2 separate regions of the Homo sapiens genome follow, and region 1 is linked to region 2. Evidence: chromatin loops called from intact Hi-C (ENCODE). Cell type or tissue: gastrocnemius medialis. All regions are shown on one strand. Links, peaks and the distances in the headings refer to the core of each region. The heading gives the core; the rest is flanking DNA. Region 1 has its middle 18 kb from the start of GPX3. Region 2 overlaps ANXA6 (annexin A6).

Region 1 (12,554 bases), core at 3,043-11,042, 110 kb after region 2:
CTGTTTCTCTTCAAATACCCCCTCTCACCACCGTCCCCCTCCTTTGATGGTGGTGTGGGAAGAGTAGCATTGAGCTGGGAATTAGAATATCTGGGTCTTTGTCTCTCAGCCTTTAACCCCTCACTGGGCTATTGTCCAGTGTGGACTAGATAATCTGTAACATCTTCTGATTTAAGCCCATCTGTGCTCCCGCTGATACTAACTGACACCTTGCATGGGCAGGGCTGGAGACTCTCCAGGGCAGAGAGTATCTGTCATGCCTGCCAGGTCCGCTGTACCCTCCTAATGCTGCGGTTCTCCAAGCAGATTTATAGTCTCTCTCATGTTTAATCCTCATTCTTAGAACCACACCTCTGGCCTTCCTCTGGCCCTGGTTCAGCAAGACCCCTTGCATAGATTGCTAAAGCCGGCCTCACTCTGAAGAAATACAATTTTCAACTTGACATTAGGTGGTTATGGAACCATGACTCCTACGGAAGTCTGTGATTTCAAAGCCCTGTGCAGTAGGAACTGCCATGATATCTATTTTACACTTGTAGAAACTGAGGTTTACAGAGCCGAAGTGACTTGTCCAAGGGTTGCTGTGAGCCATGAAGCTAAAAACTGTAATGCAGGTTTTCTGACTGATGTTTCAGTGCTCTTCCTTATGTCCCTCCATTTTTTTTTTTCATTCATTTTCCATGTTTATTTATTGAGCACTGACTCTAGACAGGCCTTGGGTGGGGCACTAAGCATGTGGTAGTGAATACAACAGATGTGCTTCCTGCCATCATGGCGAGGAAGACCGTATTAAACCTTATGCTTCTTACACTATATTAAGTTGACAAATTCACATCAACTATAAACTTCGTATTTTTGGAGGGGAAAAGTTTTTTTCACCTTACCTGGTTTCTTGCTTCTCCTACAACTTTCTGTTTGTTCATGCTCCTCCCATTCAAGTCAGGGCCCTGGCTAAAGTCTGGGGAGGTCAGGCCCAGCAGCCAGAAGCGTCACCCCAGGCTCTAAGCCCTCCTCCCCTGCCTGTTCCGAAAGCAGCCACTGCTTCTCCCATTGACAGTGGGGACAGATAACACAGAGGCAGGGCCCCTGGAAGAAAGATTTCCTACACAGGGTCTGGTCTCTCATCATGGCTTGTGGGTCAGGGTGGAAAGGGCTGGAAAGGTGACTGGGACCCAGGCTGATTCATTAGTGTTATCGCTTGGCCAGCCCAGTCAGACAAATACAAGATCTGCTTGGCCAGCCCAGTGAGACAAATACAAGATCCTTATTTATTGAGGCTCAAGCCTCAAACTAGGCTCTGGGAAACATGAAAAGAGTGTTGCATGAGAACCCTGGTTTTGGCATCAGAGAGACCGGGATTCAAAGCCCAGCTCTGCCCCTTTGTAATTGTTGCAGCTTGGGCAAGGCGTGTTTCCTCATTTGCCAAGGGGATTTTGTATGGAGTAAGTAATGCATGTGAAAGCGTCTGGTGCAGTGCTTGGGATATAGTCCCTCCTCATTACATGGTTATAATTATTAAAGATGCCGGTGGTGACATCAGTGCTTTAGTTATGGGGTAAGTGCCTGAACTAAGAATCCTGGAGGTCATGGAGCCTGGGAATCTGACCTCTAGCATCCCACCAGCCCTCTGGCAGCCCATCCCACTGTCCTCTTAAAGTGCCTCCCTTCCCTGCAATGCACCACCTGCAATTCTATAACTCGTCAAAAGCTCTGTGGTCCCAGATAAGTCCGAATCTCTCTGGTCCACCCTGTTCTTACTGTAGCATGACAAGTTAGACCAGATGACCTCTAAGGGGTCCATCTGGCTTTAAAAGTCTTTGACAAGTTTCCTATGGTCTCCTTGGGAGAAGTACTTTGTGTTCAAGGTTCTGTCTTCTTCTTATCCAAAAAGGAGGAATGTGGGTTTTCAGGACTTTAGAATACCCTCAGAGAAGGTCCAGCTCTCCTCTCATGCACACATACCCCTGTTCTACCTCTCCATTTGCATATAATAGCTGAGATTAATTTAGTACCAACTATGGGCTAGGCGCTATTCTAAGCACTTTTAAAAGTGCTTTTATAAATTAGGTATACTATAAATTGCATTTTATAGTTGAGGAAACTGAGGCACAGAGGAGTTATGTACTCCAAGCTAGCAAGTGGTGGAGATGGTCTGGTTCCAGGACCTGCACTTCTACCCAACTTCTGCTCTTCACTTCCTTCCCACACTTCACTGAAGCTCAGAGAGTGAAGGGGACTTGCCCAAAGTCACACAGCAATTTACACAATGATCTCTGATCATTAAGCCATTGGAAGAGCCAGATTAAGGGCAAATAGAAGCCAAAGGTTAAAATGTCTTGGCCTCTCCCATTCTACATCCTCCCTCCACCCCCTGTTCCCATGGGCTATTTACTAAAAGCAGAGAGGCCTAGGGTGCGGTCTCATGGGGAAGTGCCAAGGCCAGGCGGGCCCTGCGGTGGTCAGCCCTCCTCTGAATGAAGCCTGGCTTCTTCGTCTACCCTCCCAGGCAGCAGCAGCACAATCAGTGGGGTGGAAGTGCCCAGGGTGGAAATGGGAGCAGGGCTGGAGCAGGAAAATAGAAAGAAAACAGGGCAGTGGCCAGGATTAGGGCAAAAGGATAGGGTGGAGGGGGAAAGACATGACCAATATGTTTTAAATGTCCACTGTGCGTGCCTAACACAGTGCTAAGCACTTTCCCTTACATCCTGAGATGAAGGTCCCATTATTACCCCATTTACGCAGGAGGAAACTGAGGCTCAGAAGGTTGAGTTATCCTGTGTGTCTACTGTGAAACGTGTCCTCTTTCCACTGAAGAAAGGGAAGGAATGACAGCAGAGTAGGAGAGGAAGGAGGAAAGAGGAAGAGAGCCAGATTCGGGAGAAAGGAGAAGAAAGTGAGTATGGGGCCTTGGCGCTCTGCCCCAGCAAGGGCAATGGGCCCAGAGTCATCCTCATCTCCCAGAAGGCTCACTGGGGAAATGTTTATGAGAAACCTCAACATTCAGAAGGGGCATGACCTTCCAGCTGGCTGTCCCGTGACTGCTGCTGGCTATAAACAGCCTGCTTATTAACCCCAGGAACCTGGCTCCTCTGCCACTTAAGGGATCGCCTGGAATGGGTGGGTTTGGAGAGCAGGAGGGTGCCTCGCCAAGAATTTGCAGACCAGGAGGAGTGGCTGCTAGGAACTAGATGATTTGTAGAGAGCTGGGCCAAAGGGGGCCCCCTCTGCTCCCACCCCTTGCAGAGTTGCTCAAGACGACATAGTGAGTTAATGTGCCCTAAAAGCCCTTAACCCAGACTTGACCACTTTAAGGGAATTACAAAGCTTGACTCATCTCATTATTTTCCCTAATGACCCATGTCATTAAAGCACTGTGGTGACATCAAATGAATTAATGGTCATAAAGGCATTTGGTAAACTGAACACCCCTGCATACCTGAGACCTTGTTTCTAGTCCAGTCCCCACCCCTATTGATCACTTAGGACAAACTCACATAGTGAGACAAACACAGAGTCACCCACCACAAGCTTACTGCCACTTACCTCCTTAGGTCGCTCAGCCACACTAAGTCCCAGCTGTGAAAGAAAGACCTTGGAGGTTATAATAGTACTGACCTACTGGGGTTGCTGAAAGGATTAACCGAGATACTTCCTATGAAGTTAGCACAGTGCCTGCACCTTTGTGTGCTCAGTCAGTGTTAGCCACATCCATGCTGTGGGTCCCATGAGAAATTCTATAAACTCCACCACCGCCACCACCACAGTAATGCTCTTAAAAATGACCTCAAATTGGAAGTTTTTTGAATGGAGAACAAGAGAGGAGGCAGGTATTTGCTGGAGCTGGACTGGGAAGAAGTAGATTTCATACACAGCTTGAAGGACTGGAAAGAGAACACTGAGAATATCACTGTGGAATTTCTGGGAAAGGAAGGGAATGTCTAAATACAAGAAATTGATGAAATGCTTTTGGATGTTTACAACTCAAAAAAGAACAGAAAGTCTCCATCTCATTCAAGGGCAGTGGTGGGACATGGCGACTTTTCAAGGACACAGGAGCTAGTGGCTGTAAGTGAAAGGTGTTGACAACCAGCTGAGCTCACAGGACTCATCCTGCTGGCTGCTGTCTCTGCAGCGTTGCTGAGTGCAGTGGATCCTTTTTCCACCTTGCATTCCAGAAACTTCTCCCAGTGTTCCCAGTAACAGTGTCCTACCTAGAGTCTAGGAATGTATTCCTGTCTATTCCATTGCTTCCTCTTCCCATTGAATCTTTCTTTTTAAAAATATTTTGAGAATTTTTATTCACATAAGTAACAGATGATTACATTTTTCTTATAAAATTAAAACCTGACAACTATGCTAAAACCCCATTTAACCCCTTCTGCTCTTCATGTTTGTCCCAACTCCTCCCCTTTATCACAATTAGCATGGATTTAGCTTTCCAGAATTTTCTCTATGCCTACACATACATCATTTAAAATATATATGTGACAGGATTGTTTGGCTTTTCTTCTTTTTTCATAAGTAATGTTTTATACATTATTATTGCACTACATGTTGTTTTTCTCATCCACTGTATGTTCTGAAGATCTGTCCATGTCAATACCTTTGATCTACTTAATTGGTAACTATTGCACAATGTGGATGTTTAATGGTTTATTTGCCTGCTCCTCCCTGACCCAGGCTTTCACCAAGACAGACAATGCTGCTGTGAACTTTCATACGCTCTCTTGTGCACGTGTGATTTTGTTTCTCTGGGATAGAAACCTGGCTGTGGAATTGCAGGTTATCAGGGTCTAACATGCCTTGCTGAATCTTAAGTGTAGGTTTTTCCCTGGCCAGCTCCCTTGGTCATTTCTTCTTCTTTTTATTTATTTTTTATTTTTTTGAGACAGAGTCTCGTTCTGTCACCCAGGTTGGAATGCAATGGCGCAATCTTGGCTCACTGTCTCTTGGGTTCAAGTGATTCTCCTGCCTCAGCCTCCTGAGTAGGTGGGATTACAGACACCTGCCACTACACCCAGCTAATTTTTGTATTTTTAGTAGAGACGGGGTTTCACCACGTTGATCAGGCTGGTCTTGAACTCCTGACCTCAGGTGATCCACCGCCTCGGCCTCCTAAAGTGCTGGGATTACAGGTGTGAGCCACTGCACCCAGCCTTCTTCTTTTTTTAAATTTTATTTTATTCTATATAGAGAGGGTCTTACTATGTTGACCAGGCTGGTCTTGAACTCCTGGCCTCAAGCAGCCCTCCCATCTTGGCCTCCCAAAGTGCTAGGATTACAGGCGTGAGACACCACACCCGGCCCTGGGTTTCTTCTGATTCTCAGGTACTATGTCTAAATCACCAGCTTCCTGTTTCTAACTCTCCTCTAAACATCTCCACTCAAAGGTCCCTGTGGTCCTTCCAGCTCATAAAAGAAAAGTGAACTCGCCTCTCCCTTCTGTCCAGCCCCTCTCCTGGTGTACACACTCACATTCTCCTGGTTGCCCAAACATGAAAATCTTAATCACAATTCTTTCCTCTTTCCCCAGCATCTAATAAGATCTTGTGGATTTTATCTCTGTAATGTCTTCTGGTTCTCATTCCTTCGCTAGTTATCTTTGGCCAGGACTATTTTAACAAGCCCCTAACTAGTCTCCTTGTTCTCTTAGGCAATGCACCAAATTAATCCTCATAAAGCACACATGATGTCATTATCTTCAGTTGGTTTCACCTGAATACAAAATACAGCGGGATCTCCTTGCCTTGCTACTCACAGTCTTCACCACTCTGACTCAGTTTTCTTTCTCTAGTTTTGATCTCTTCAGATTCCTCCTTTTTCACACCCCAGGCACGCTGATCCCCTTGCCATTCCCAGACGTGCCTGTATTTCTTGCCTCTAAGGCTTCGTTTCTGTGTTTCCTCTCTTAGAAGTCTCTCTCCCAGCCCTGCCTGTTGAAAGTCTACCAACCCTTGTAGGGCCTCCTGAATTCACATTAAGGACGCGCGTTCCAGTGTTGTGCCACGGTAGCTGGTTTCTTAACCTCTCTGACCATCAGTTTTCTTCTCTGTAAAAAAGGGTAGGATACCTTCCAGGTCTATGGGGATTTGTTTGTTGGTTTGTTTGTTGGTTGGTTGGTTTGTTTTTAAGAGACAGGGCCCTGCTATGTTGCCCAGGCTGGTTGCAAACTCCTGGGCTTAAGCAATCCTCTTGTTTTGGCCTCCCAAAGTGCTGGGATTACAGGCATAAACCACGGTGCCTGGCCTGTGGGGAAGTTTTAATGAGATTATGCAGGTAAAGCACTTAGCACAGTGCCATGCACAGAGTAAAGGCTAAATACACCTTACCTCTTATTGTCAGCATACCCCTTCCATAAAACTGTGCCCAGCCTCACTATCGAAGTGAATTTCCTACCTTCCTGGGCTCTCCTGTCTGTTACAGTGGGCACTTGGTTATTTAGGTGTGTCTGTCCTCACACCTGATAATGACCCCCTGAGGGGCAGGGATTGTCTTCTTTATTTCTGCATGCCTCATAGTGTCCCCAGCACAGCACCTGGACTTGAACTGAATGTAGGCAGAATGTTGTACTGCTGTCAATTTATTTGGAAATACAGAAGAGCGCCTGATAATGAAATCATCAGCTTTGCCTCCAAAAAATGAGGCTAATACTAATGCTACTACCTGCTCACAAGGTTGGGGTAAGCTTATGTATGTGAGATAACTTTCTAAATCGTTTTTTTTTTTTTTTTTTTTTTTTGAGAGAGAGGGTTTTGCTCTGTCACCCAGGCTGGAGTGCAGTAGTGTGATTATAGCTTTGTGTAACCTCAAACTCCTAGGCTTGAGCTGTCCTCCTGCCTCACCCTCCCAAAGCGCTGGGATTACAGGCATGAGCCACTGCACCCAGCCTCTTTTTCTTTATCCTAAATCTTAGCCTGTCTTCCCATGGTTGCCTGCTTCCCCCTTGTGGTTAAAATTCCAATCATGTATTAAAATCAGTCAATAGAAATAATCTAGCTGATAGAGGTTTATCTCAGCATTGTTTATATTACTGAAAAATCAAATACAAACCAGGCCCCCACATAGGAGTTTGGCTAGATTATGGTACAGCTACACAGGGGAATATTATTGAGCCATTTGAATATAATGAAATAGATGTCTATGATGTACTGCTAAGCAAAAATATATAAACGTATATACTACACTCCATTTTTCTAAATATCTATACAAATGTGAAAGGATAATACACTAAATGTTAATAGTGTTCAAGGGAAATTCAGTTGATATGAGTTTTTAACAATGAGCATGTATTGCTATTAAAGAAATTTAACTCCTTTAGTTTTGAGAGAACCTATCAATCAAACAAGAAACCCATTAGTTAACCGTTATGCCAGGCCCATCTGAATTGACAGGCAGCATCGACCATCATTTATCTGCTCCTTGTGCCTGCTCTCTGCAGAGGGTCTTGTATGGGGAGAAGGTGGAGTATACAGAGGATAAAGGATCCCGGGCTGGAGTTCTAGGAGCATCTGAGAAGTGGGATGATGGGGGCTATGTATCCACTGCTCTTGGCCAGGCTGATTTTCATCCTGAATTTGACCCTTTGTCCTAGCCCCAATCAGACTCGCAGCCTAAACAAAACCCTAGAACCATCACAGGCCTAACTGGAGACCTGAAGGGTAAAAACCGGCCTCTGCCATCCATGGCTCACAGTTGAGACTAGGAGAAGGACAAGAGTGTGACGAGCACAGATGTGGTAGCTGTTGAAGACTAGGGGCACTGTTGGAGCTCATAGAAAGCATGTCTTGGGTCAGGGGGTAAGGAATGTTCTTGGAGGAGTTGACAAGTAAGTTGGATATACATTCGTTCAGTGTCTACTCAGCCTTTCTCAAAGATTTAGCAACCAAGGGTCACTTTGTGGACATCCAGTGCATATACAGACTATACATTTTAAGTTTCTAATTAATCATAACTTAAAATTTAAATTATAAAAAGGTACTTACATATCAGCGAAGGAGGTGATATTGTTTTCAAGCTTGAATCAGGATGTGTATATCTGGCTTAATGAAGGACAAATTACTTCCACTTCTAGTTGTTTTCTTTTCATTTTTTTCCCCACTATTTTAGAAAGGCTAAGCTCAAAACTGTAGGTCATCAGACACTGTGGAGAACAGTATGATGGTTCCTCAAAAAATCAGAATGACCATATGATCCAGCAATCCCACTTCTAGGTATATACCCAAAATAATGAAAAGCAATGATCCAGGCATGGTGGCTCACGCCTGTAATCCTAGCACCTTAGGAGGCCGAGGTGGGCAAATTGCCTGAGCTCAGGAGTTTGAGACCAGCCTAGGCAACATGACGAATCCCATCTCTATTAAAAATACAAAAAATTAGCCAGGCATGGTGGCACACGCCTGTAATCCCAGCTACTGGGGAGGCTGAGGCACGAGAATCACTTGAACCCAGGAGGCAGAGGTTGCCGTGAGCCGAGAATCACACCACTTTACTCCAGTCTGGGCAACAGAGAGAGACTCTGTGTCCAAAAAAAAAAAAAAAAGGCAAGGACTCAGATATTTGTACACTCATGTTCACAGCAACATTATTCCTAATAGCCAAGATGTGGGAACAACATGTTTATCAATGGATGAATGAACAAAATATGGTATATACATACAATGGAGTATCATTCAGCCTCAAAAAGGAATTAAATTTGGATACATGCTACAACATGAATAAACCTTGAAAACATTATGCTAATGAAATAAGCCAGTCACAAAAGGACAAATACTGCATGATTCCTCTTATATGAGGTACTGAGAATAGTCAAATTTATAGAGACAGAAAGTAGGATAGTTACCAGGGGTTGAGGGAGGGAGTAGTGGAGAGTTACTGGAGTGTAGGAAAATAAATCTGTATTAATCAGGGTTCTCCAGAGAAACAGAATTAATAGGATATATAAAAAAATTTCCTATAATGAATTGGTTCATGTGATTTGGAAGCTGAGAAGTCCCGGGAGAGCAATCTGAGTCTGAAGAACTAGGAGAGTCAATGATATCAATTCCAGTCATAGTCTGAGTCCGAGGGTAGGAGAAGACAAATGTTCCAGCTAGAAGAGTGTCAGGCAGAGAGAAGGATGAGGGCCACCCACACTGGGGAGGGCAGTCTGCCTTACTTAGTCCACTGATTCAAATTCAAATATTAGTCTCGTCCAGAAAATCCTCACAGATGCACCTAGAAATCGTGTTTAACCAAATATTTGGGCATGCTGTGACCCAGTCAAGTTGACGCATAAAACACAAAAGGCTTCTCAGTTTCTGTCTTAAAGCTAGCCAAATGCTGATGCCAAGGTCTACAATGCATGCAAAAACACAAGGAAAAGCAAACGCTAGAGTTAGTGGCACAACACATTCATGTTTTCAGTCTTCATCCCTTGGAGCCTGACCTGTTGGAGTTGGCTCCTTGCCTGGATTGAGGCTGCAGCTTGTACTAGCTGTGCTTCTGGGCAGTGGTTATACCCTGGAGCATTGCATCCAGGCTTCGAAGCTGAGGCAGTGTCCTGGTCCTGGGGTTTAGACTGAATCCATTGCCTGTCCCTCTTCTGAGTCTTCAGAATCCTCCAGAGTGGAAGAAGGACTGCAGTGGGTAACATCAAGCACATTTCTTGCTTGTGTCTTGCCTCCTTGCTGTGCCTTGTTCTGTAAGCAGACCCTGTGGGAGTAGGGAGCACAGGGGAACAGGTGAGCAGATGGCCAGCTGACCATTTGGTGTCAAATTCTCCCTCTTCATACACCACAACCTGACACAGCTTTTCTGCCTAGAATATCTGTTAACAACCTCCTCCAGTCCAAGAGGCTTTGAACCTTAGGGGTGGCAAAGTGTCCTCACCATACCCTAGCCCTGAGACCCTATGACTTTAAAGCTTATTAACTGCCTCCATTCCTACATCATCAGCAGAGGCTCAGGGCCCAGCTATTTCTGTGGACAGGTATTCACAATCCTAAAATTCTGACTGATATTGTTATCTTCAGGCTCGGACTTCATTCTTTTCTACCTATTTGAAGCACATACAGACCCTATTGGGACATCAGTATAAGCAATAAAAATCTCTCATTTTCAGACAGTTATCCTGAACCTCCCTCAATGTGTCGATCTCTTCTACTAATCCCCCCAAAGGCACCCAAGCCCCTGGGTGTTGGATCTAAAAATCACCACCACAGGATGTCTCTCTTCCTTGTTCCCAAGACTTCCAAGTGCATCCCCATATCCGAGGACTTCACTACCAATTTTTTCACCCACTACATTATCCCACAGGAGTCCAGGGCCCTATCTGGATTCTAGAAGAGGCTATTTCCTTGTTGATCTAGGAAGGTTTTTTGCTTTCTCTTCAATCCAGTGCTCCACTTCTCTCTCCTTCTCATTCGAGCCTAATACTCATCAACAGATACTGTTTGGTCTGGAAGATTATCTGGTCTTACACGCAAATCTGGAAGGAAGGAATACTGGCATTTGAGGCCTCAGCTCTCTCTCCATCCCTCCACAGCTAGCCTAATGGCAGAGTCCCTTGGATACCAGTGAGGCAGGAGAATAGGAAACCTAAGGCCATTTCACGCTGACTTCGTAGAACTACATTGAAAGGAAAACCCTAACTTTCCATGCCTAAGTAACAAAAGGACCAGAGGCTACTCTCTTTGCAAACTCCCACCTTTTCTGCATGGCAGATGGTTAATTGAAAGTACCTCTGGGCCAGGCGCAGTGGCTCACGCCTGTAATCCCAGCACTTTGGGAGGCTGAGGAGGGTGGATCACGAGGTCAAGAGATCGAGACCATCCTGGCCAACATGGTGAAACCCTGTCTCTACTAAAAATACAAAAAAATAGCCGGGCGTGGTGGCGGGCACCTGTACTCCCAGCTACTCGGGAGGCTGAGGCAGGAGAATGGCGTGAACCCGGGACGTGGAGCTTGCAGTGAGCCGAGATCGGGCCACTGCACGCCAGCCTGGGTGACAGAGAAAGACTCCGTCTCAAAAAGAAAAAAAAAGAAAAAGAAAAAGAAAATACCTCTGATTGGTTGCTTTTGGCAACCAGGCGTTTGCCTAAGAGTGTAACTTTGTAACTTCACTTCAGCCTCTGATTGGTTTCCGTCTGCAAACAATCAGACTGATTGGGGGCCACCACTTTATTTACATGGCGTGAACACCAAGTGGCCAATGGGAAACCTCCAGCGGGTATTTGGACCCAAGAAGATCCTGTATCCCGGCCCTTGAGTGGCTGCTTGGGCCTGCTCCCACTGTGGAGTGTACTCAATAAATCTCTGCTTTTGTTACTTCATTCTTTCCTTGCTTTGTTTGTGCATTTTGTCCAATTCTTTGTTCAAAATGCCAAGCACCTGGACACCCTCCACTGGTAACATATTTTGGTGAGCCAGCCAGGAGAAGGTAAGCCCAAAGTTTGGGATTTATTTTTCTCCTTTCCCTTTTTACATACAGGGAAATCTCTCTCTCTCTTTTCCTTTCCCACTCGGGACCCTTGGTGAGCAGCGTGTAAACATGGAGGTAAACTGCAGGTTTCTGGCCATGGCTGGTGAATACTAAGGGGTTTTCATGTGAAGAAGCCTAACCGCCACCACCTGGTTTGCCTAAGGGACCTGGGTCTTTTTCTTTTTTTTTTTCCTTTTCTTCTTTATTGGTCTTTTAGCAGCTGTTTCCTAGTAGCTCTTTGGAAATTGAGGGAAATTGGCTGGGATCAATCCCCAATATTGCCTGAAGACCATGGAGTGAATGGGGATAATTGCCCTGCCCAGAAGGGAGAAGGACTCTTTTTTAAATCTTTTCTGGGTGTGGTCCCTGATCCCTATGTGTGGCACAGCTCAGAGCAAACTCGCCTGTTTCAGGCAACTTAAACCTTTTCTTATGCGTAATTCTTCCGTTTCCCTAGTCAACTGGCTAAGAGCAAAAGAAACACATCCAGCCTCCAGTTATTAAGTTCATGGAATGGGAAACATGGGAAAGTGTGGCCTTATCAAATTATAAGGATGCTAAAAGTCAAGGCCTTCATCCAGGGACAAAATGAAAGCTCATAGTAGGCCATTCCCTTTAGAGGGAAAACATGCAAGCAGGACTGGTGCCCACCTAAGGTCAGAGACGTCTGACACTCTTAAGATTGGGCCCCACTAGGGGAAGCCCCAGAGGGGAATCCTCCGGACCTCAACCTCTCCAAAGAGGATGCCCTTGGCAGAGGTTCTGAGGTCTAGTATTAAACTCTCCTTAGAATTTTATCTCGCAGTTGCAATGCTATTTGGCCCCAATATTGTTTGGAATGCGGAGTTTACTGTTGAATGGAAAACTGGGATGGCATTGCCATTGCATATATCCAGGCTTTGGTGCTGCTATTCTAAGCAGAGGGCCTGGTGAAAGAGTGATGTTCTCCTTTGGTACTGTTTGGTCTTAGTGTTCTTTGGAGTCTGGGGAGGTTTCACCTTTAAAAATCAAACTGCTAGGGCCAGGTGCAGTGGCTCATGCCTGTAATCCCAGCACTTTGGGAGGCCGAGGCAGGTGGATCACTAGGTCAGGAAAT
Region 2 (12,554 bases), core at 1,918-9,917:
TCAAGTGATCTGCCCTCTTCAGCTTCCTAAAGTGCTGGGATTACAGGTGTGAGCCACCACGCCCGGACTTTTTTTTTTTTTTTTTTGTAGTTGTAGCCCCAGCACCTTGCACAGTGGCTAGCACATAATAGGTGTCTTAACAAGTACCTGAATGAGTGAATTAGTCATTGACTCATTCAGTCAATCAATCAGTCAATCTTGCCTGCCTCCTCTCCTCCCTGATAGTTTCCCTGCTTCCCTGTGTGCAGATCTTTGCATGACAGGTCCCCAGCCTGCCTTAGTCCAGGGCATGTAACGCCTCAGTTCATAAATCACTCCTCAAATCCAAGAGTAAACAAATGTAAGCCAGCCATGATGGCTCACGTCTGTATTCCTAAAACTTTGGGCTTGAGTCCAGGAGTTCCAGACCAGCCTGGACAATATGGTGAAGCCCTGTCTCTACAAAAAATACAAAAATTAGCCAAGCATGGTGGCATGCTTCTGTGGCCCCAGCTACTTGGGAGGCTGAAGTAGGAGAATCACCTGAGTCTGGGAGGCGGAGGTTGCAGTGAGCCGTAATCATGCCACTGCACTCCAGCCTGGGCGACAGAGCAAGACTCTGTCTCAAAAGAAAAAAAATTTAGCATTTTATCTTAAGCACAAAACTTTTTTTCTTCTAACAAAATAATACATGTTCACTGTGGAGACTTGAAGAAATAGAGTAAAAAAGAAGAAAATAGCAATCATCTGTGATCCTTCACTCACACAGAGACCAAACTGCTAGTTAACACTGTGAGGCATGTGCGTGTCCTTCTGTTCTCTTCCAATACTTACAAGTAGAAATTTCTATTCAGATGTTCATGTGTATATGTGGTGTTATACACACACGCCTATATACCTTTTCTGTTTGGGGGGCTGGAAGGCAAAGCAGTTCACATGGGAGGTTCTGGGGATCTTGAGAGGCTGGCATAGTCAGCCTTGGTTGTGCCAAGGTCTTGGGCCTGAGGGCCATGTCTGGAGGTGAGGAGAAAATCCAGGAATGCTTGGCCTGAGCTTTAGCCGTCCGGGCCCCATGGACCTCTGCACAGGAGGTCAGAACTATGGCTGAGATCATCTTTGCCTTGACATTCCAGGGAGCCGGCACAGATGAAAAGGCTCTTATTGAAATCCTGGCCACTCGGACCAATGCTGAAATCCGGGCCATCAATGAGGCCTATAAGGAGGGTGAGTTTGGGAGGCCTGGGCCCAGATGCTGGGAGAACAGCCAGGCCCCCCAACTTCCAACCCCAGCCCACAGCTCTGCCCAGGACTCTGGCCTGTCTCCTTTCCCTCAGTCCTTGAGGATTTGATAAGCCTCTTGGGTGTGCCCATCCCTGTGTCTGGGGAAAAGACAGGTGTCCTGGTAGGACAAAGGCCTGGAGGTAGAAAAGGGCTTGGCTGGAAGTGGGAACAGAGAACATTCTGGCCTGCTGGAGAGAGGGAGGGCGACTCTAGGGGTGTGTAGTCCATGCAGTTCTACAGGGCCCCACAGCCAGAAGGGCCCCACACTTGGTTGCAAGCTATGCTGTCACTGTCCAGAAATTCTTCATTTTTAAGCGAGTGGCCCCATATTTTCATTCTGAAGAATCTTGAGTACCAGTCAAAAATGTTTAAATCGGCTAGGTGCAGTGGCTCACACCTGTAATCCCAGCACTTTGGGAGTCTCAGGCAGGCGGATTGCTTGAGCCCAGGACTTCGAGACCAGCCTGGGCGACATGGCAAAACCCCGTCTCTACAAAAAATATAAAAATTGGCTGGGTGCGGTGGTTCACCCCTGTAATCCCAGCACTTTGGGAGGCCGAGATGGTGGATCCCTTGAGGTCAGAAGTTCAAGACCAACTTGGCTAACATGGTGAGACCCCGTCTCTACTAAAAATGCAAAAATTAGCCAGGCGTGGTGGCATGCGCCTGTAGCCCCAGCTACTTAGGAGGCTGAGGCAGGAGGATCACTTGAACCTGGGAAGCAGAGGTTGCAGTGAGCCGATATCACGCCACTGCACTCCAACCTGGGAGACAGAATGAGACTCCATCTCAAAAAAAACAAAAAACAAAAAAATTAGCTAAGTGTGGTGGCATGTGCCTATAGTCCCAGCTACTCAGGAGACTGAGGTGGGAGGATCACCTGAGCCCAGGGAGGTCGAGGCTGTAGTGAGCCTTGATCATGCCAACTGCACTCCAGCCTGGGTGACAGAGTGAGACCCTGTCTTGAAAAAAAAAAAAAAAGTTTACATTTTTTATCTTATAAGCAGCTTTAAAATGGCAGAATTTTTGAGTACAGGAGTGACATAGTCAGAGCTCTGCTTTTGGGTTTAGCAACTGCCATGCAGGAGGGAAGGTAGAAGAGAGAATGACAACAGGGAGGTGACTTAAGAGGCTGTTAAATATTAAAGGCGAGATGCAATGGGACCTCAACTGGGACAGAGCTGAGGGGATGGAGGGGAGATGATGGGTTGATGGGAATGCCCATTGTCTTACAAAATCAGCAGGAGGATGGCTGGATGCCCCCATGAGCCAGTTACAAACCCTTTCATCCCCACCTCCCCCTGCCAATACTGCCCTGGCTCAAGCCTGAGTTTCCTGGACCTCCCTCCCCGCAACCAAATCCTTCTTGGCCAGCAGCTACCCACACCCCCTTTCTCTGCCTCAGACTATCACAAGTCCCTGGAGGATGCTCTGAGCTCAGACACATCTGGCCACTTCAGGAGGATCCTCATTTCTCTGGCCACGGTGAGTGAATTCATGGGCCCCAGGTCGGCTTGCCCATCGGGAGGCCTGGGAGGAAGGGAAGGTTTACTGAGTGGAGGGCACAGGGGAGTTAGAAGTGCACTCCTGATGGAGAGGGGGTGTCTCCCCACTTGCCTCCTTAGAGTTCCACCGCCTACCCCTGTTGTTCCCTTGTCAAAGTTGGCGTGGTACCACCTTCTCCAGACAGTCCTCCCTGGTGGCCCTTGTCCTGGCTTGTTGGGCCCCCAGCTCACAGGACAAAGCCATATGGGTGACCCTCTCCTGTGTTGTTACCTGGGAGCTTCTGTCACCATCTCTTGAATTCCCATAACCAAAATGGCAGACCCTCATTGACAGTTACCGAGAGCTTGCTGTGTGTCAGGCATTGGTGCTAAGTGTCTTGCACACATTCTCAGTTAATGACCACAACAGCCTACCTTATAGAGGCAGGATTTTCGTCCCTGTGTAGCTGATGAGGAAGAGCATTCAGAGAGGTGAAAATGAGCAGGGTGTGTGGTGGTACAGAGATGGAGATGGGTCGATGTTTGGGGACTGAACTTTCTTGCTGCTCCTGCTGCAGGGGCATCGTGAGGAGGGAGGAGAAAACCTGGACCAGGCACGGGAAGATGCCCAGGTAAGACCCCCAGCCCACCCCAGTCACCTCTGCCGGGTGTCCCTGAGATGTAGGTCCAGCTTATGCGTGTCTACGCCGGGCCCTGTCTGTGAGTGAAGGCTCCTGGCAGGGGCGTGGTTGGTTTGATTGGTTGATACTTAGACTGTAGAAATGAGGTTTAGAAGTGTGGTGCTGGTATTACTGGCATTTCCTAGGTGAATAGCAGGACCCTCAGAGCTGGCAGGGACCTGCAGATCACCCAGGTCAAAGCCCTCATGTTACAGTGGGAAAATGGAGGTCCAGAAAGGGCAAATGACTTCTGAAAGTCACACAGCAAATCAGTGGCCCCAGTAGAATTGACCCCTAGAGAGCTGGTCTGGGAACTTGCTGAGAAGAGGGCCTGAGTGCTAAAGGCCTCGGTTTATTATCTGTAAAATGGGACCGAGATTGGAGGGAGTGTCCTGGGACGAGCCTAGAAAGTAAGTTCCTCAAGGGCTGGAATCTTCATTTTGTTCACTGATATATCCAAAGTAACACATGATCAGTGCTCAATAAATATTTGTTGAATGAATAGCAGGGAAAAGGGTTCTCTAGGAGTCTCTTGGCTGCTCTGCCTCAGCCCTGCTCCTTAGCCTAGTGAGCTTGAGGTCTGGAAATGGCTTCTTCTGGAGGTTGGACAACCCCAAATTCATTTTCCCTGAGGGTTCTATGGCTGGGCAGTCCCTACTGAGGCCAGTGCATTGTCCCCCACTGACCTGCACCTTGATCCCAGCACCCAGTAGCCTGACCCAGGTCCATGTCTCCATCTCTTCTGACTGCCTCATTTTCCCGCCCCCAAAAGCTGTGTCCAGGGATGTGGGGCACAGACACCACAGACTTTTATAGACATCCAGCCCCCTTCTTTTATAGTTGGTGAGTTGAAAAGAGCACTGATGGATTGAGAGTCAGGGAACCAACTTTTCTGTTCCCAGGTCCCATAACAGAAGTGTGGTTTGCTACAACAGCATCTGAGCTAGAAAAATCTTTAGCTGGAACCTGACAGTTACAGAATTGTAATTATAATTTTTAGAATGCATACTATATATTGAGAACGATGCCAAGATTATTCTATACGTTTTTATGTTCTCCCTTTTTACTAGAAGAAAATGAAGCTCCTTAACCTCTTCAATGAAAGAATTTCTAAGTGGTGGTGGTTTTATTTGAACTCAGGCTTGCCTGATGCCAGAGTCTATGCTTAATTCCATTTACAGTAATATCTTCCAAGACCCAGTAGAGTTAAGGTCCCCTGCAGCTTCCACATCAAATAGCTGTTGTTGTCCAGTTGTCCAACCCTTGCTTTGGAATATGGTTGTCAAAAGCTGCAGGGTTACATTTAAATGTATGGCATTTCAGCTACATTGTGGGCACATGGATGGGGGTTAGGCTGAGAACCCAGCCAGACACTAGGGTGGCTTGCTGAGGCCACATTTCATTCACTCATTCAACAGACGTTTATTAAGTATTACTGTGAACAGCCTCGTGTGCTGCTGAGAGTTTTTTAAAAATCTCAGCTCTCACCCCAAATCCATCCTCCAACCCTGAATTGATCTTCCAGGGAATGCTTCTGCCTGGTGCCTGGTTTGCCAATGAGGCTGTGCTTCCAATTGCCGCTAGCAGGGGGCAGTGGTGGGCCTTGCTGACAGCTGCTTCGCAAAAGGAGAGAAGTGGAGAGAGAGAACCCGGGTGGAAATAGCTAAGGGACCCTTGAGCGAGATCCCTGCCCAACTCGGCTGCTTCTCCAGATTTAGGATGCTAGACCCAAGCTCATTTTCTTATAACTAGCAGTACATTCTTTTATAGAAACTAGAAAATAAGGAGAAGCCAAAAAAGACTCCATAACCTAATAGTAATAAGCATTGTCAGTATTGTGGCATACATTATTCTAGTTGCTTCTCTATGTATATATAAAAGTGGATTCTTTATTTCTGACAGTTAAAAATTAATACTATGTGAATATTGTTGCATTTTTAAATCAACGATATCATTTAATGGCTATATACTGTTCCATATCTGAATCTACCATGTTATTTAACCAGCCTTCTTCCTAGTAGCAAACTCTTTTATCACATTCATGAATTATTCATTAGAATGAATTTCCAGAGATGAAATGGAAATGTGGGAGCAAAATGTATATAAAAATTAAGGGCATTTGATAGGGCCGAGTCAAGCTCCCCCTTAGATAACGCACATGAGTACTTGGCAGTTTGTATTTGCCTGTTTTACACTGCCTCCCTGGCGGTCTCTCACTCTGGATGTCTAGAACACCCTCAAGCTCTTAGAAGTCTGGGACTGTTATTAACCAGTTGAACATATGTCCAATTTCCAACTGTGGCCCCACAGTGATTGTTAATTGCTTCCCCTTTCACTCTGTTGTCCAATTAGAGCAATAAATTATAAATAATTATTATAGACCTACCATGAAATGAAGGATTGTGGTCATTTTTAGATAATCAATACTCAGACTTTTTTTTTTTTTTTTTTTTTTTTTTTTTTTTAAGACGGAGTCTCGCTCTGTTGCCCAGGCTGGAGTGCGGTGGCGCAATCTTGGCTCACTGCAACGTCTGCCTCCTGGGTTCAAGCAATTCTCCTGCCTCAGACTCCCAAGTAGCTGGGATTACAAGCTCCCAACACCATGCCCAGCTAATTTTTTTGTATTTTTAGTAGAGACAGGATTTCATCATGTTGGCCAGGCTGGTTATGAACTCCTGACCTCAAGTGATCCGCCCGCCTCAGCCTCCCAAAGTGCTAGGATTACAGGCGTGAGCCACCATGCCTGGCCCAGGCTTTTAAAAATATAACAGCTTTCTTGAAATAGAATTCATTTACCCCACTATTGACCCATTTAAAGTGTACAATTTGGTGGTTTTTAGTATCTTCACAGACTTAATGCAACCATCACCACAATCAATTTTAGAACATTTTTTCACCCCCAAAAGAAACTCCATACACATTAGCTGTGACTCCTCATATCCTACTAACCCCCCAGCCCTAAGCAACCACTAATCTACTTTCTGTCTCTCCAGATGTGCCTCTTCCAAACACCTCATGTCAATACAGTGATATTAATACGTGGCCTTTTGGACTGGCTTCTTCACTTAAGAAAACACTAACCTAAACACTATGTTAAACACTTAACAGTGTTTTCACGGGTCATCCGTGTTGTAGCATGTTGGTACTCCCTTTTCATTGCCAAATAATAGTCTATTATCCATTCATCAGCTGATGGACATTTGGGTTATTTCCACCTTTTGGCTATTATGACTAATGCTGCTCTAAACATTTGTGTACAAGTTTTTGTGTGCACATATGTTTTCATTTCTCTTAGATAGAATTGCTGGGTCATATGAGAACTCTAAGTTTAACCATTTGAGGAACTGTCCAGATTAATTTTTGCATGAAGTAGCTAGGCTAATAAGAACAAGCTTTTGTGGTGAATATTAATTTAGTGTCCCACCACTTTTTTTTTACATTACAGATATTATTATCTTAAAGATGCTTTGAAAAACCGAGTATGTCTAGGGTACTCTGACCCGCGTAAGTGAGAACAATTGGGACTTTGGATTCTTTTCTGTTAAATTTTTTAAACATGTCCCTCTCTCTCTCTTTTTAAAAATGATACCGTTTTATTTAGCATAAGTTTTTACAAATTTTTGATAAAATACATATCAACTTTACCATATTAATCATTTTATATATTTATTTATTTTGAGATGGAGTTTTCCTCTTGTTGCCCAGGCTGGAGTGCAGTGTTGCAATTTGGCTCACTACAACCTCCACCTCCCGGATTCAAGTGATTCTCCTGCCTCACCCTCCTGAGTAGCTGGGATTACAGGCACCTGCCACCACACCCGGCTAATTTTTTGTATTTTTAGTAGAGACAGGGTTTCACCATGTTGGCCAGACTGGTCTCAAACTCCTGACCTCAGGTGATCAACCTGCCTCAGCCTCCCAAAGTGCTGAGATTACAGGCGTGAGCCATCATGCCTGGCCAATCATTTTAAAGTATACAGTTCAGTGGCATTAAGTACATTCACATTGTTGGGCAGCTGTCACCACCAGCCACCTCCAAAACTGTTTTCGTCATGCAAAACCAAAACTCTGGACCCACTCAACAGTCACTCCCCATTCTCCCTTCCCCCAGCCCCTGGCAACCACCATTCTTTCTATGTCTGTGAATTTGACTGGGGACTTCATGTAAGTGAAATTATACAGTATTTATGCTTTTATGACTGGCTTTCTTTACCTAGTATGATGTCCTCAGGGTTCAACTAGGTTTTTGTTTTGTGATGTTTGAGATAGGGTTGAGACCCAGGTTGGAGTGCAGTGGCACAATCTTGGCTCACTGCAACCTCCACCTTCTAGGCCCAAGCAATCCTCCCACCTCAGCCCCCCAAGTAGCTGGGAATAACGGCGTGCGCCACCATGCTCAGCTAATTTTTTGGTAGAGTAGGGTTTCTCCACGTTATCCCGGCTGGTCTCAAACTCATAGGCTCAAGTGATCCTCCCACCTTGGCTTCCCAATGTCCTGGGATTACAGGTGTGAGCTACTGTGCCTGGCATAGGTTGTTTTTAATACAGAAAAATATTTTAAAAACCAGAAGCAGCCCATAATCCTAGTAGCCTTGATAACTCTTATTTAACATTTAAATTTAAAATGAAATAATATCTTTGCATCTTTAAGAAATTTTCAGGAAGAATAAAAAAAATGCGAAAGCTTTCCCTCATAGTCCCTCTCCTCAAAGGTGTCTCGACAGTTTCTTAAGTACTTCCCAGGAAGTATGAGAAAGTGAGTGTCTATTTTTTTTTGAATCTAGATAAAAGAAACACTATATTACACAAAAATATGCTATACTTTACTTCTTTACTTAATTTAAATGGAAACTCTCCTTATCAGCATTGTAGATAATCTTATCCTTTGTAAAAACTGCATGGATTGTTTCCATTGATTGGATAAGTCATAGCCTGTTTAACAAGTCAATCTCAGGATGGTTTACAGTTTTTCTCTAGTATGAAAAATGCTGACCAGGTGCAGTGCCTATAATCCCAGCACTTTGGGAGGCTGAGGCGGGTGGATTACCTAAGGTCAGGAGTTCGAGACCAGCCTGGCCACCATGGCAATACCCCATCTCTACTAAAAATACAAAAAAAAAAAAATTAACTGGGCTGGTGGCATGCACATGTAATCCCAGCTACTCAGGAGGCTGAGGCAGGAGAATCGCTTGAACCTGGGAGGTGGAGGTTGCAGTGAGCTGAGATCGCACCACTGCACTCTTTGGGAGGCCAAGGCAGGAGGATTGCTTGAGGCTAGACTGGACAACAAAGTGAGACCCCTTCTCTACAAAAAATAAAAAAATTAGCTGGATGTGGTGGCACACACCTGTAGTCCCAGCTACTCAGGAGGCTGAGGCAGGAGAATCGCTTGAGCCCAGGAGGTCAAGGTTGCAGTGAGCCGAGATTGTGCCAATGTACTCCAGCCTGGGCAACAGAGCAAGACCCTGTCTCCAAAAATTAAAAAGAATGCTGCAGTGAACAGTCTTGTATTCTATCGTGGAAGGCTTTTGCCAGTATACCTGTAGGGCAAATTCCTAGCAATATAATTGCTTGATCAAATGGCATATGCCTTTTAACTTTTAACGGACATTGCCAATTATGCAATGAAAAGAAGAGGAAGGTTTCCAGAGTATAGGCTATTGTGAAGTTTATAAAGAGTTCAGTCTATCCAATAGAATAAAGTCAGCAGAGTTTCTGGGGGAACGGCGAAAGCAATACGCAGCCTAGGTACATGAGCCTGGGTATTTTGTTCCCAGGCTCTCCAAGTCACAGCTATTTGCCTAACAAAATAGTGTCCTAACCACAGAATTTTGTGCTCTGCATAGTGCAGTGATTAAAAGTAACCCTTGTAAAATGACTTTCCCATCACTGTTTGCTGTGTGCCTCCAGGCAGGTCAGCTCCCCTTAAGGCCTCAGCTGGCCAGTCTTTCCTGTCTGTAACATGAAGGCTAAAATTACATGTCTCTTGCCTTGGAACTCTGAATATGCTAAAGGGTGCAGAGAACTTTGCACTGCTCACATTTACATCTCAGTGGTTCTGTAAGGAAGTGGCAGGGATTATTTCCACTTTCAGACAAAGAAACAGGCCTGGAATCTCCTCTGGGTTTTGGGGTGCGAAGGGCAGAGTTCCCCATTTCTGTGTCTTTCTCTTACCCTTCAAGTGAACACGTTTTTAGTTATTGCCAGGCCTATCCGCATTCTGAGCTCCAGCCCAAAAGGTCATAGGAAGGTATTTTTATCTTGTCCCTACCCCCCTTCCTTTCGCATCCCGGGTTCTCTCAGGTCTCTTGGGACCTCTCCCACTCCCAGCCAGGCCCCTCACCCTGCACCCCAGGGCCCCAGCACCAGCCTCCCCAACCTCCTCTGACTCTTGCCTCCCTTCTCTCCCTCCTCTCTCCCCTCCCTGCTCTCAGGTGGCTGCTGAGATCTTGGTGAGTGTCCTGTTCTTCATTTGGGTTTTAACGGCCTCTGAGTAAAGTCCGCCTTTACTGGGCCGAGCGGGGCAGTATCGAGCAGTGATTTGGGAGCTTGCTGTGCGGCTTCTCTCTCTCCCCTTCCGGGCCCTGCTTGGTAAAAGATAGGCCAGGCAAGTGTTTCCCAAACTTCAGCTAATCATCTCTGGCACGATTTGTGCTGTGTAACCACCAGCTATTAATACTGATCTTTAAATCGACTCACTCTTAAACCCAAAATGAGTTAAGGGGAATTTACTATCAGTATAAATAGAACTAGTAGCTAGCTAGAAGACAATCATGGAAACACTAATGTGCAGTGTGATCGGGTGTGTTTGCCCTTGACCCCGCTTGGGGAAACACTGGCCAGGCCATCTTCTCTGCATATGACCCCATACACCCTTCCCAGAGGGGCTTGCAGAAAGGTTGAGGGATGGAAGGGGAACTCCCAGTTGCTATGCTCAGAGTCTATGTGGGTCCTCCTAGGAGCCCCAGCCCCACGGTCCTGAGGCTAGGATGGAAGTACCCAGTGCTAAGGCCATCTTTGTCAGTTCACAGGGTCCTTGTGAACTGGAGAGGGGAGTATAGAAGCCATTGTGCTTGAGGAAGGAAGAGGGGACCAGTCTCGGCCCCCTTGGATGGCTGGGTGAGCCCAGCTTCTGACTGCCCTCAGCCCAGGCAAAGACATGAAAGTGAATAATAACCAAGGCTTTCTCATGTCTCCCCTCCCAAATCCTTGCTCCAACTGGGGCTCTGCAGGAAATAGCAGACACACCTAGTGGAGACAAAACTTCCTTGGAGACACGTTTCATGACGATCCTGTGTACCCGGAGCTATCCGCACCTCCGGAGAGGTGAGGCCTGACCTCCTCCCTTCCCAGCTCAGCAGGAAGATCCCAGAATCTGATGAGAGCCTCTCAGCTCTCTGTGGCAAGAGGAGCCCGTTGCCCACCCACCTCCTCCTTAACCCAGCAGTAGCGTGTCATGGGTGACGGCGACTCTGGAGCCCTGGGTTCTAGTCCTGGCTCTACCACTTATACCTCACCTTCTTTCTCCTCCTTAGGGAAGCAGGTGGGATGCCCGGGATTAGGTATAGCAACTGGATTTCACCTCAAAGGCCAACTCTGATTGGTAGTAGCTGCCTAGAGTGCTGTGTTAAGGATTCTGGGGTCCCGCGTCATGATTCACTGGCGATGCCTGCCAGGAGCAAGGCAGCGAGAGGTGGTGGTGGCACAAGACCCACATAGACATCTTTGAACCACAGGCTGCCGCATGCTCAGGGCACACCTGTATGCAGTGGCCCTGGCACTCGGTAATCATGAAGTGTCCTGCACTGAGACATTTACATTTTAATGTCTGGCACTACATTAAATGTCTACATTTAATGTCTGGCACTTCTCAGTATTTAAGGTGCTTTAACATAGTGGCTAAAAGAATGGACTTGGGCACTGGACGGCCTTGATTTGAATCCCCCACTTAACAGCCATGTGACCTCAGGCAAGTCACCGAATCTCTGCGCCTGAGCTCCCTTACGTAGGAATCAGGGTTTTAGCTCTACCCGAGATGATTGTTGTGAAGATACAAAAAACATAACACACATAAAGCACTGGCGCAATGCCTGACTCAGTGAGTGTTTCCTGAGTGTTATCATTGTGTCTTCATCCCAAGCGGACACAGGAGGAAGAGGAGGCCCAGGAAGGAGAGGGATCACCCAAGGTCCCTCAGTGAGCTGGGGCAGAACCATGACTAGGACCCGTGCTCCTTTTACTACCCCAGCCTGGGTTCCCAGAACTTGGCCGAGGTTCTAAGACCATTGGCCAGGCACGGGGACTGGCGTGGGACAGATTTGGCTCTGAGCCCACGGCAGCCTTGATGTCAGAGCTTCTCTATCGGGATGATCTTGCCCAATGCATTTAGGCCTGGGCTGTGGCCATATTTGCTGCCCTTCCACTTTCTCAGGCACAGCCTGTGGGAGGCACTGGGTGGGGCTGAGGAGGGGTCCTCCGCCTCCTGCACTGAAGCTCACCCCCACCTCTGGGGCTTCTCTTGTGGCCAGTCTTCCAGGAGTTCATCAAGATGACCAACTATGACGTGGAGCACACCATCAAGAAGGAGATGTCTGGGGATGTCAGGGATGCATTTGTGGCCATTGGTAACTGGCAGGGACTAAGGGAAGGGCTGGGGGCACTGGGAACTTGAACAGATTCTCTGGAAGAATAGAACCTTGGCAGCCTCCGAAGCTACTACTGGAAAGTAAACACTGTCACAGTTCGCCTCCAGGGGTGCTGCCAAATGTGTGATTGTGCAGGAATGTCATGAGGTCTGTGCGAGGCTGCAGGAGAGGGTGAGAAAATAACTGTTGCTAGGGAAGAACCAGGAAGACTGGGGCAGGCAGGGGAGGGGGCACGCTGTCCTGCACAACTAGGGTGTATACACACACACACCACACACACACTTGACACACACACCTAACATATACAAGACACATACTATACACACACACATTCTCACATGTGACACACACTCATACATAAAACACGTTACATATGCATGTGACAGGTGCACACCACACATACACACATCACACACAGAACACATTATATATACACATACATGCTACACCCCCACAAGACACTACACCTACACACACACCACTCA

Evidence for each region. Peaks named below come from ENCODE experiments on the same cell type or tissue, not always from the same donor. Only the 100,000 strongest peaks of a DNase experiment are listed, where the experiment ranks them.
Region 1: a loop joins it to region 2, with 11 times the contacts of the local background. A loop is called at or near these places in 76 of 110 quality-filtered maps.

Annotation. Positions count from the first base shown.
Region 1 is chr5:150,996,800-151,009,353 of GRCh38, reverse strand. No RefSeq gene overlaps it. Among named protein-coding and RNA genes, the nearest start is that of GPX3, 18 kb to the left of the region's middle. RefSeq lists a silencer at 12,514-12,554. In gastrocnemius medialis, for the core only: a CTCF peak has its summit at 6,945 (motif pointing left); DNase peaks (open chromatin) are centred at 3,093, 4,053 and 9,443; H3K27ac peaks cover 2,144 bases.
Region 2 is chr5:151,107,949-151,120,502 of GRCh38, reverse strand. ANXA6 (annexin A6) reads left to right here. Exons shown (of 26, transcript NM_001155.5): 18 at 1,113-1,203; 19 at 2,666-2,745; 20 at 3,323-3,376; 21 at 9,859-9,876; 22 at 10,657-10,750; 23 at 11,953-12,048. Among named protein-coding and RNA genes, the nearest start is that of TNIP1, 33 kb to the right of the region's middle. In gastrocnemius medialis, for the core only: CTCF peaks have their summits at 4,804 and 5,012; a DNase peak (open chromatin) is centred at 5,012; H3K27ac peaks cover 5,521 bases.